Regions from separate parts of the Homo sapiens genome. Here all the other regions are linked to region 1. The links are chromatin contacts, found by Hi-C or POLR2A ChIA-PET in ENCODE. All regions are on one chromosome and are shown on one strand. Each heading gives the region's core, a stretch centred on a gene start or an enhancer-like site at or near the end of the contact. The rest is flanking DNA. Distances are from core to core; before and after follow the strand shown.

Evidence for each region. Hi-C counts contacts between places; a loop is a spot of excess contacts on that map. ChIA-PET counts read pairs that join two places held with the same protein, here RNA polymerase II (POLR2A). Pooled maps may share reads with other maps.
Region 2: a map of CD8-positive, alpha-beta T cell shows a loop between it and region 1 (3-fold over the local background). The contact joins the promoter of GAA here to the promoter of RPTOR in region 1. A Hi-C loop is called at or near these places in 2 of 168 maps with a recorded cell type or tissue (CD4-positive, alpha-beta T cell and CD8-positive, alpha-beta T cell) and 6 of 50 pooled maps. POLR2A ChIA-PET finds 5 or more read pairs at or near these places in 1 of 52 experiments (naive thymus-derived CD8-positive, alpha-beta T cell).
Region 3: a loop to region 1 is called in a map of endothelial cell of umbilical vein, with 1.9 times the contacts of the local background. The contact joins the enhancer-like site here to the promoter of RPTOR in region 1. A Hi-C loop is called at or near these places in 1 of 168 maps with a recorded cell type or tissue (endothelial cell of umbilical vein) and 9 of 50 pooled maps. POLR2A ChIA-PET finds 5 or more read pairs at or near these places in 3 of 52 experiments (GM12878, OCI-LY7 and WTC11).

What each region holds. Positions count from the first base shown.
Region 1 is chr17:80,543,521-80,546,158 of GRCh38, reverse strand. It overlaps RPTOR (regulatory associated protein of MTOR complex 1), which reads right to left and starts at 1,321. Exons shown (of 34, transcript NM_020761.3): 1 at 368-1,321. The coding sequence starts at 529. RefSeq lists enhancers at 1-800, 728-827, 1,108-1,467, 801-1,627.
Region 2 is chr17:80,100,193-80,102,830 of GRCh38, reverse strand. GAA (alpha glucosidase) reads right to left here and starts at 1,250. Exons shown (of 20, transcript NM_000152.5): 1 at 941-1,250. CCDC40 (coiled-coil domain 40 molecular ruler complex subunit) reads right to left here. Exons shown (of 20, transcript NM_017950.4): 20 at 2,218-2,638. RefSeq lists an enhancer at 644-753 and a silencer at 1,084-1,703.
Region 3 is chr17:80,831,925-80,834,562 of GRCh38, reverse strand. The region is part of intron 9 of RPTOR (regulatory associated protein of MTOR complex 1); the gene reads right to left. Among named protein-coding and RNA genes, the nearest start is that of CHMP6, 160 kb to the left of the region's middle. RefSeq lists enhancers at 1-399, 1,169-1,478, 1,945-2,638 and a silencer at 1,124-1,340. Within about 2 kb of position 1,287, at least 41 of the 41 ENCODE cell types and tissues checked have a DNase peak (open chromatin) inside an H3K27ac peak, as active enhancers do; they include GM12878, OCI-LY7 and endothelial cell of umbilical vein, where a contact is called at or near this core.

The DNA of each region.
Region 1 (2,638 bases), core at 72-2,571:
ATCATGTGGGTATAAAGATTATATCGCACGTTGTCCTTCCTCTAAGTGTTTACAGAACTAAGTAGTATGCCAAAGAGCATGTAAATACTCGCAATGCTCTATTTTCAAATTTGCTTAACTTTTATTATCTGAATTAGAACTTAGTTGGAATTGAATTAACACTACCCAGTGAATAATGACTAACCAAAACAGCATTTTCCATTTTCAACCAAAAACTGCAGTCTGAAATGGCTTTTGCTTTCTAGTTGACTTACAACGTGTGGCTAGGGGGAAATGTCGGCGCTTTCCCAAGGACACTTTTCGGGCTGTAAACTTTCTTTGTTGGGGAAACTACCAAGTTCAAGGGGTGCCTTCAGAATCCACTTACCCGATCCTTCATCCTCCAGCTCTGAGCTAAGGATTTGGAGCCTTCAATTTTCTCACAGTGCCTCTTTTTCATAAAAGCCAAAGGTAGGTTCCAGTCTGTAAGATCAGCCTCATCTTCCTCCCCCAGGCCCAGAAGAGGCGATTGCAGCATTTCGGACTCCATCAGTGGGGGAGGGGGTGGGGGAGTCCTTGGCAGCAAGCGCTCGAGAACCTCCAGCCTTAAAAACTAGCGTGTACCAGAATTGGTGAAATAAGAAACAAAAACGGGAAATCGAAAACCAAATGGATAAAGAGTGCGGAGACCCTTACTCAGGCAAAAGTCTGAGATCCTTATCTCTAACTCTGAGCGGGAAGTGGGGAGGTGGGGGCCGCTAGGAAATGGGGCAGCCCAAGAAGCTCCGCAGACACACACCACCCCAGGTCCCAAGCCACTGGCTGCTCCTGAGGCTGTACGTTTCCAGAGGGGCTGCGAGGGGAGCTGCCAAAAGCGTAAGAGACTTCAGGCCTCACGATGACCCTGCTCTCGGCCTCCACCGCCTCAGCAGTTCCGAAGACAGGCAGGCCGCTCTTGGTGCCGGTTCGCCCACTGGGCCGACTGGGCTGAGGTCTCCGGCCAAGGGATCGGGTTCAAAGGGCCCTGGGTCTCCTCCAGCCACTCTCAGCCCTGCGGGTCCCGCACTCGTCTGAGCTGCTGCAACCAGAGCCACGACCGGCCCATCGTGCTCGCCTGCACCCGGTTCCTCAACCTCAGGTCCGCGCGGCCTGGCTGGTCCTGGCCTTCAGCCCCGAGGCTCTCTCCTGCCTGAGAACGAGTCCTGAGAAACGGGCGACACGGAACCACGGAGGAAAGGGACAATGTGGGCTTATTGGGTCATGGGAGCTTTGCCCTCTGGTTTGGAGCTACAGTGAAACTCATCTCATCAGCCCATCAAGGAGGACGCCATATTGCCAGGACCCAGAATGCACCGCGGCCTACGGCGTGGCCGACAGACCAAACCTCCTCAGAGCGGTCTCTCCCCGCCACCCAGCATGCAGCGAAGGAGAAAGAGTCCCCGACCCCGTTACCTCGGTTACCATAATTCCGTTTTCCCCAGTTAATCGCCATTTGTTCAGTAGAGGCGTGTTATTAAAGTCAATCCTACAAATGAAACTGTCGGTTTAATTTATTTTTTCAAAAACATTGTCATTATAAATGAAGTTACATGCTCCTGAAATTAAAGGAATCAACCGCCTTGTTTCTTCCAGATTTTGAAAAAGCGGCAAAAGCTTCACTGATAATATTAGAAAATATTAAAAAGCACTGATAATATTAGAAAATATAGTACTTTTTTTTTTGGAGTGTAGTGTCCTCCACAGTGTCAATCAGATTTTCTCTTTAATTTTTTCATAGAGAACCAAGTGAAAGGCCGGGCGCCGTGGCTCACGCCTGTAATCCCAGCACTTTGGGAGGCCGAAGCGGGCAGATCACGAGGTCAAGAGATCGAGACCAGCCTGGCCAACATGGTGAAACCCCGTCCCTACTAAAAATACACAAATTAGCTGGGCGTGGTGGTGCGCGCCTGTAATCCCAGCTACTCAGGAGGCTGAGGCAGGAGAATTGCTTGAACCCGGGAGGCGGAGGTTGCAGTGGGCCAAGATCGTGCCACTGCACTCCAGCCTGGGAGACAGAGCAAGACTCTTCAGATGAAGAAGGGTCTGAAGCAACAGAAGAAGAGTCTGGAGCAAGATTCGATGAAAAAAAATTTCATCTAATACAATTTTTTGTTTAATCTGTTTCGTTTTCTGAGCAGTTTATCCTTTTTAAATTTTTTTCCCACTTCTTGGTAGCAGTAGTTTATTCTTATTTTGATATAGCTTCACGTGCAGACATCTAAAACTACATGTCTGTGCGTGGAGGCAAGCCTCTTGTGTGACTCTCTTTTTCAATTCAGGAAATTTGGCTCATTTACAATGTATAGAGAACTGTGTAAGGTGGACTATAAAACCAAATGTAGGCAGGGCACCGTGGCTCACGCCTATAATCCTAGCCCTTTGGGAAGCCGAGGAGGGTGGATCACGAGTTCAGGAGTTCGAGACCAGCCTGGCCAACATGGTGAAACGCCGTCTCTAATAAAAATACAAAAATTAGCTGGGCGTGGTGGCGTGCGTCTGTAGTCTCAGCTGCTCGGGAGGCTGAGGCAGGAGAAGAGCTGGAACCTGGGAGGCAGAGGTTGCAGTGAGCCGAGATTACACCACTGCATTCCAGCCTGGGTGACAGAGTGAGATTCCATCT
Region 2 (2,638 bases), core at 1-2,500, 440 kb after region 1:
AAATCCCAGGTTGTCACTTGTACTTTCGATCAACTAGTTATAAATTCAGAGGTTCCCAGGACTCCCTCTTCAGGGTCACAGAACTCAGGAAAGTGCGTTTCTTACAGTTGCTGGTTTATTACAAAGGATAAAACTCAGACAGCCGTATGGAAGAGATGCGTAGGGCCTGGTGTGAGGTGGGGGCAGTGATGCTGTGCTCTCTGCTCGCACCACCCTCCAGTGCCTTGGTGTGTTCCACAACCCGGCGGGAAGCCCTCTGATCCCTGTGGTTTCTTACGGGGTTCCATTGTGCAGGCATGGTTGACTAAGCCACTGGTGATTCACTCAATCTCCAGCCCCTCACCCCTTTTCCATCCCAACCCGTCATCAGGCCTTGGTCTTTCTGGCCATCTGCTTCCATCCTGAAGCCACCTGGTGTCCCCGGTCATCAGTCACCTCATGAGCAAAAGGCTCTCTCATCACTCGGTTTCCAAGGGTTTCGGGTGCTATGTGCCAGCAACCAGGGACAAAGACCAGAGACAGTCACCCCTGGCCTGGCCTAAGGGGGTCTTTGTGATTGAGACATTCAGATTTCAGAGCTGGCCCAGGGGCCCCCTCTCAGGCCACGGTGCTCCTCACCCCAGGGATTCAGACCCAGCCATGTGCGTCCTGCAGGAGCAGGAGAGGTGGCTCGGGTCCCGGCCAGGACTGAGCACTGCGTCGATCAAAAGGGGAAAGGAAACCCTAGAAACGGGAAGATGCAGCCTCCAGCCCCAAGCCCAGCACAGGAGGGCGGCTCCCCGTTCATCTCTAAGCTGAACTCAGATAAAGACCGGGAGGACTAGAGGTCTGGGGCTCAAGCTCCGCTCAGGGGAAGAGGCTGGGGGCACGGCTAGGCACGTTCAAACCCGCTTCTGGGATGTTACCGCCGGCAGCGCGGGGCAGACGTCAGGTGTCTCACCCGCTCCGTGCCTCAGTTTCCCCGTCAGCTGCGGCACGCGCAGAGCCTCCCTCGCTGAACAACGGGCGGACGAGGAGAACCTAGAGGTGGCCGGGGTCCTTCGCGTCACCGAGGTCACTGTCCTACCTGCTGCCTCATCCCCGACCTCCACCCGCGGCCCCGGCGACAACCTCAGCTTTCCCAACTGAGAGGCCGCGCGGGCAGCCGACCGCCCCACCGACCCGGCCCGCGCTCAGGGAAGCCCCGCAGCCCCGGCCCGGCTCACCTCCGCGCACGCGCGCCCTGGCCGCCCGCGGAGACTCCGGGGTCGTGCCCGGGGGCGCGCAGAGGCGGGTCACGTGACCGGCGGGAGCTCGTCGCGGGGCGGGGCCGCGGTGGGTCACGTGACGCGGCCTCCCGCGCAGGCGCCCGAGGCAAGGGTGCGCGTCCGCGCTACGCCCCCCAGTGGCGGCTCCGGCAGAGCGGGCCTGGGCGCGTCCTCGCTCTCGGAGGGGGCCTGGGGAGCGCGTCTGGCTGCGCGTCCGGCGTCCCGCGGGGAGAGGCCCACGCGTGCTGCCCGCTGCCGGTTCCTCTGGGGTCAGAGACGGGGCGAGGCCCCCGCTGGCGCAGTCCCGGCCCGGTCCCCGTGGGGTCGGAGATGGGGCGTGGCCCCCGCTGCCCCGGCCTGGGTCCCCGCAGCTCGTAGGGCTTTGTAAGGGGCTGGCCCAGCCGCGCCTTGCGCCCAGGGATTCCTCCTGCCAACGCGTCCCGAGGGCATCATCGGAAAGGCGGCCAAAGGCGCTCAGCGCCAAGTTAGAAACAGCCAACATTTGGAAAGTCCTTAAGTGTGCTCCATAACTCACAGTTATTCCAGAAAGGAATAATCAAAACATTGTGATAACCCATAAAACTGACAATTGAGAAAACATTAAACTGACACAGGGGGAATTTTTTCATAAAATGAGAAAATGCTTACATTAAGAGGAGCACATTTTTACATGTGAGATACAAAAAACACACAGTATAACCTTAACTTGCCTAATAAAATGTATGTGCAGAAAAATACAAAAGGAGCCACACCAAAACACAGAGGTGTTGTTCCTGGGTAGGGGCATAGGGGCATTAAAAGCCCCCTTTCCAGCTTGCAGCGAGCCGAGACCGCGCCACTGCACTCCAGCCTGGGCGACAGAGCGAGACTCCGTCTCAAAAAAAAAAAAACAAAAGCCTCCCTTCCACCTCTGTTGTGGTTTCTGTATTTCTACAATGTTTTAAAATAAGTAAGGCTGACTCAGAAAGGCTTACTAGATATTCAGAAAAAAGATTTTATTCTTCTGCTGAAATGTTTGAAAGTGAAATTATTTTGTAGAGCATTTTCCCTTTAAACTGCAAAGAAGCCCCAAGGTCATTGGTACTTGGAAGTCCAGGGAGAAAGAGCGCTGGGTTAATGATGGAGAAAAGATAGGTGGGCAGACTGGGGCGTAGTCCCTTGGTGTGGACGCCCCAGCGTGCTCTTATTTCAGTGCTCACCCTGTTACGTGTGTCTGGGGCCACTGACTTTCTCCTGCAAGCTGTGGATCTGAATTTAACTCAAATGGGGACATGGGGGCAGGAAAAGGGACCTGAGAGTTCTAAGGGGTGGGGATGGGAAAACTGGTAAAGAAGGTGGTTTGTGGGTTTTCAGATGCACCTAGTAGAGGGAAGTGCTGGGGGGACCAGCCT
Region 3 (2,638 bases), core at 38-2,537, 290 kb before region 1:
CCGGGGTGGGAGGCGGGGACTGACCCAGCTCCACATTTCAGACCAGAAAAGCAGCCCCAGATGGTTCTGGTTTCACTGATGCACAGAGGCTCAGGAGGCTGCGGGGATGACACAAAGCCCAGGAGGAAGGGCTGTGGCTCGGCGCCCAGACGATGCACGGAGGCTGCTCGGGGCCGTCCGGCTACCCAGGGCTGTGGACTCGAGGCAGAGCTGTCTACATGAGAGGAGGAAAATAACTTTGTTCAAGTACTAATGAGAAGAAAGGATGTAAAAGAACGCCTACAAACCGCTGAAAGACAAGCGCTGGAACCCGATTATCAGCACACAGTGAAGCGGCCCTGAACCTCAAGCCACAGCTCGGCCTGGGCCCGAAGGACAGCCCCACTCAGAGCAAGGCAGGGAAGACGGAGGTACTGGGAGGAGCTTGCACCCTGGCACCGCCTGCTGAGCAAGCCAGAGGCCCTCTCGGGGCCGTGGGTGGTTTATTTATTTATTTATTTAACCAAATTACAGGGCCAGATTACCCATTAAATTCTAAAATCGCATGGCAACCTTTTGTTTTGTTTTGTTTTTTGAGACGGAGTCTCACTCTGTCACCTATGCTGGAGCGCAGTGGTGCGATCTTGGCTCACTGCAACCTCCGCCTCCCGGGTTCAAGTGATTCTCCTGCCTCGGTCTCCTGAGTAGCTGGGATTACAGGAATGTGCCACACGCCTGGCTAATTTTTGTATTTTTAGTAGAGACGGGGTTTCACCATGTTGGTCAGGCGGGTCTCGAACTCCTGACCTCAGGTGATCTGCCTGCCGTGGCCTCCCAAAGTGCTGGGATTACAGGCGTGAGCCATTGCACCCGGCCTGCACGGCAACCTTTTAAACAGCAGAACAACGGTATTCTCTAATGAACATTTATCTGTTGATTAAAACTGGCTGCATTTTCTACGGTAAAATCAACACACACTTGCAGCTCTAATTTGGGATTCCCAGCTAAAGACAAGTGGGAAAGTGGGTCCTACGTACACACGAGAGGCCATGGTGGTGGGCTTCGGCGGCAGCAGCCAGCCCTGTGAGGTTTGGCAGCACACGACAGCAGAAGGTGGGAGGGGACCGGGAAGGTGTCTGGATTAGCACTTCCCACAGCCTGCGATCAAGCTGCCTGGAGAAGCAGGGCTGGAGTGCTGGAGTGCAGATCTGAGGGGAGGAGGCTGTGATTAGCTGTGACCAGCTCATCTGCATCGTGGGCTCCTCCCCCCCAGCAGCTGGGGGCAGAGGGACTTTCTAAGCTGTTGGCTGTTCTGATGAGTCACTCGCCTGGAAAACATGTCATCCAGGCAAGAGCTGGGTTTTCAGGAAACAGCCCTGAGATGGCGGGTGCCCAGGAGGTGGGCTGGAGGAAAACCGTCCAAGTCCAAGTCCGCACAGCCTCCATCTGCGCTGATCAGTCAGAGCGCGCCCGCCCCGGGAACGGAAAGCACGGGTTATTACCGCAGAGAAACGCAGGGTTTCAGGACCCCTGAAATTGAAAGTGAAGGAGAATGACTCCCCGGTGACTTTGCATCAAACATTAAACAGAAAGCCGGCTCTGAGTATTCATTACTGCCGCGGCCTGAAGCAAAGTGTAAATGCAGATGACTTCATGTTTTAACCTCAATGTTTGTTAGGCTTTGTTCCCTCTTTCCTCTTGCTAAAAATTCAACCTCTCCATCACCACCCAAGGAGTATAATAGCTAGATTGTACATTATTTATTCCAAATGCTCTTTTCTGCTATCTTTCCTGTGTGCTCCCTGGGGATGTACACACTTTGGTCTATTGATGAGGGGAGGAGAGAGCTCTGGGCATTGTTTTCGTGGCAGACAGCCCTGCAGAGCCCCCGGTGATGCTCCCATGGTGAGGAGCCCACCTCCACAGCAGCTCAGTCCTCAGTTGCAGTTGGCAAAATCTAGTAACAGAGGAGAGCACGATTCTGTTTCTGAGCCGAATGTTCTCCGTCTGAGCGTCTGAAACCACTCCTCACTCCTTTGTGCCTCCCTCCCTGCCCTTGTTAAGGAACAGCATTGGAGCTGGGACATGCCACTCAAGGTGGAGGCCACATTCCCTCCCTCCCTGGATGAGGCTGGACCAGACACTGCCACAGGACAGGGGGGCGATGGGCATGTGAGCTCCAAGTCTGTCCCCCAGGCCTGAGCTGCCTCGTCCACTCCTCGCGGCCTTCCCACCTGCGGGAATGTTGCTCCAGTGGCCAGCACGAGCTTCCACGGGGGATGGAAGCCTCCAAGACAGGAGCCGCCTGCACCCTGACACCTGGGGCCACGGCAGCCTATGCTGCCTATGCTCACACATGCCCATTTGTAAAGCCCCTGGATCACGGGTTCCCAATGAATGGGTGTTTCAACTAGTACACCTAACTACCTCCAGGGAGAAAGGCAAACCATTCAATGGAGTTTTTCCACACTAACCCAGCCGGTGTCTCAAGAGCGGTGTTGGCTGCATGCCCTCCGTATCCACCTGGCTCAAGCCCTTATAGCCAGGCACCAACATCTTCCTCATCTCTGGCTCAGCATAAAGGCCCTCCACAATCAAGACCAGTACCAAGTCTGTGTGGTTACGCCTCCCTAAATCTGCAACATGGTAACATGGTGGA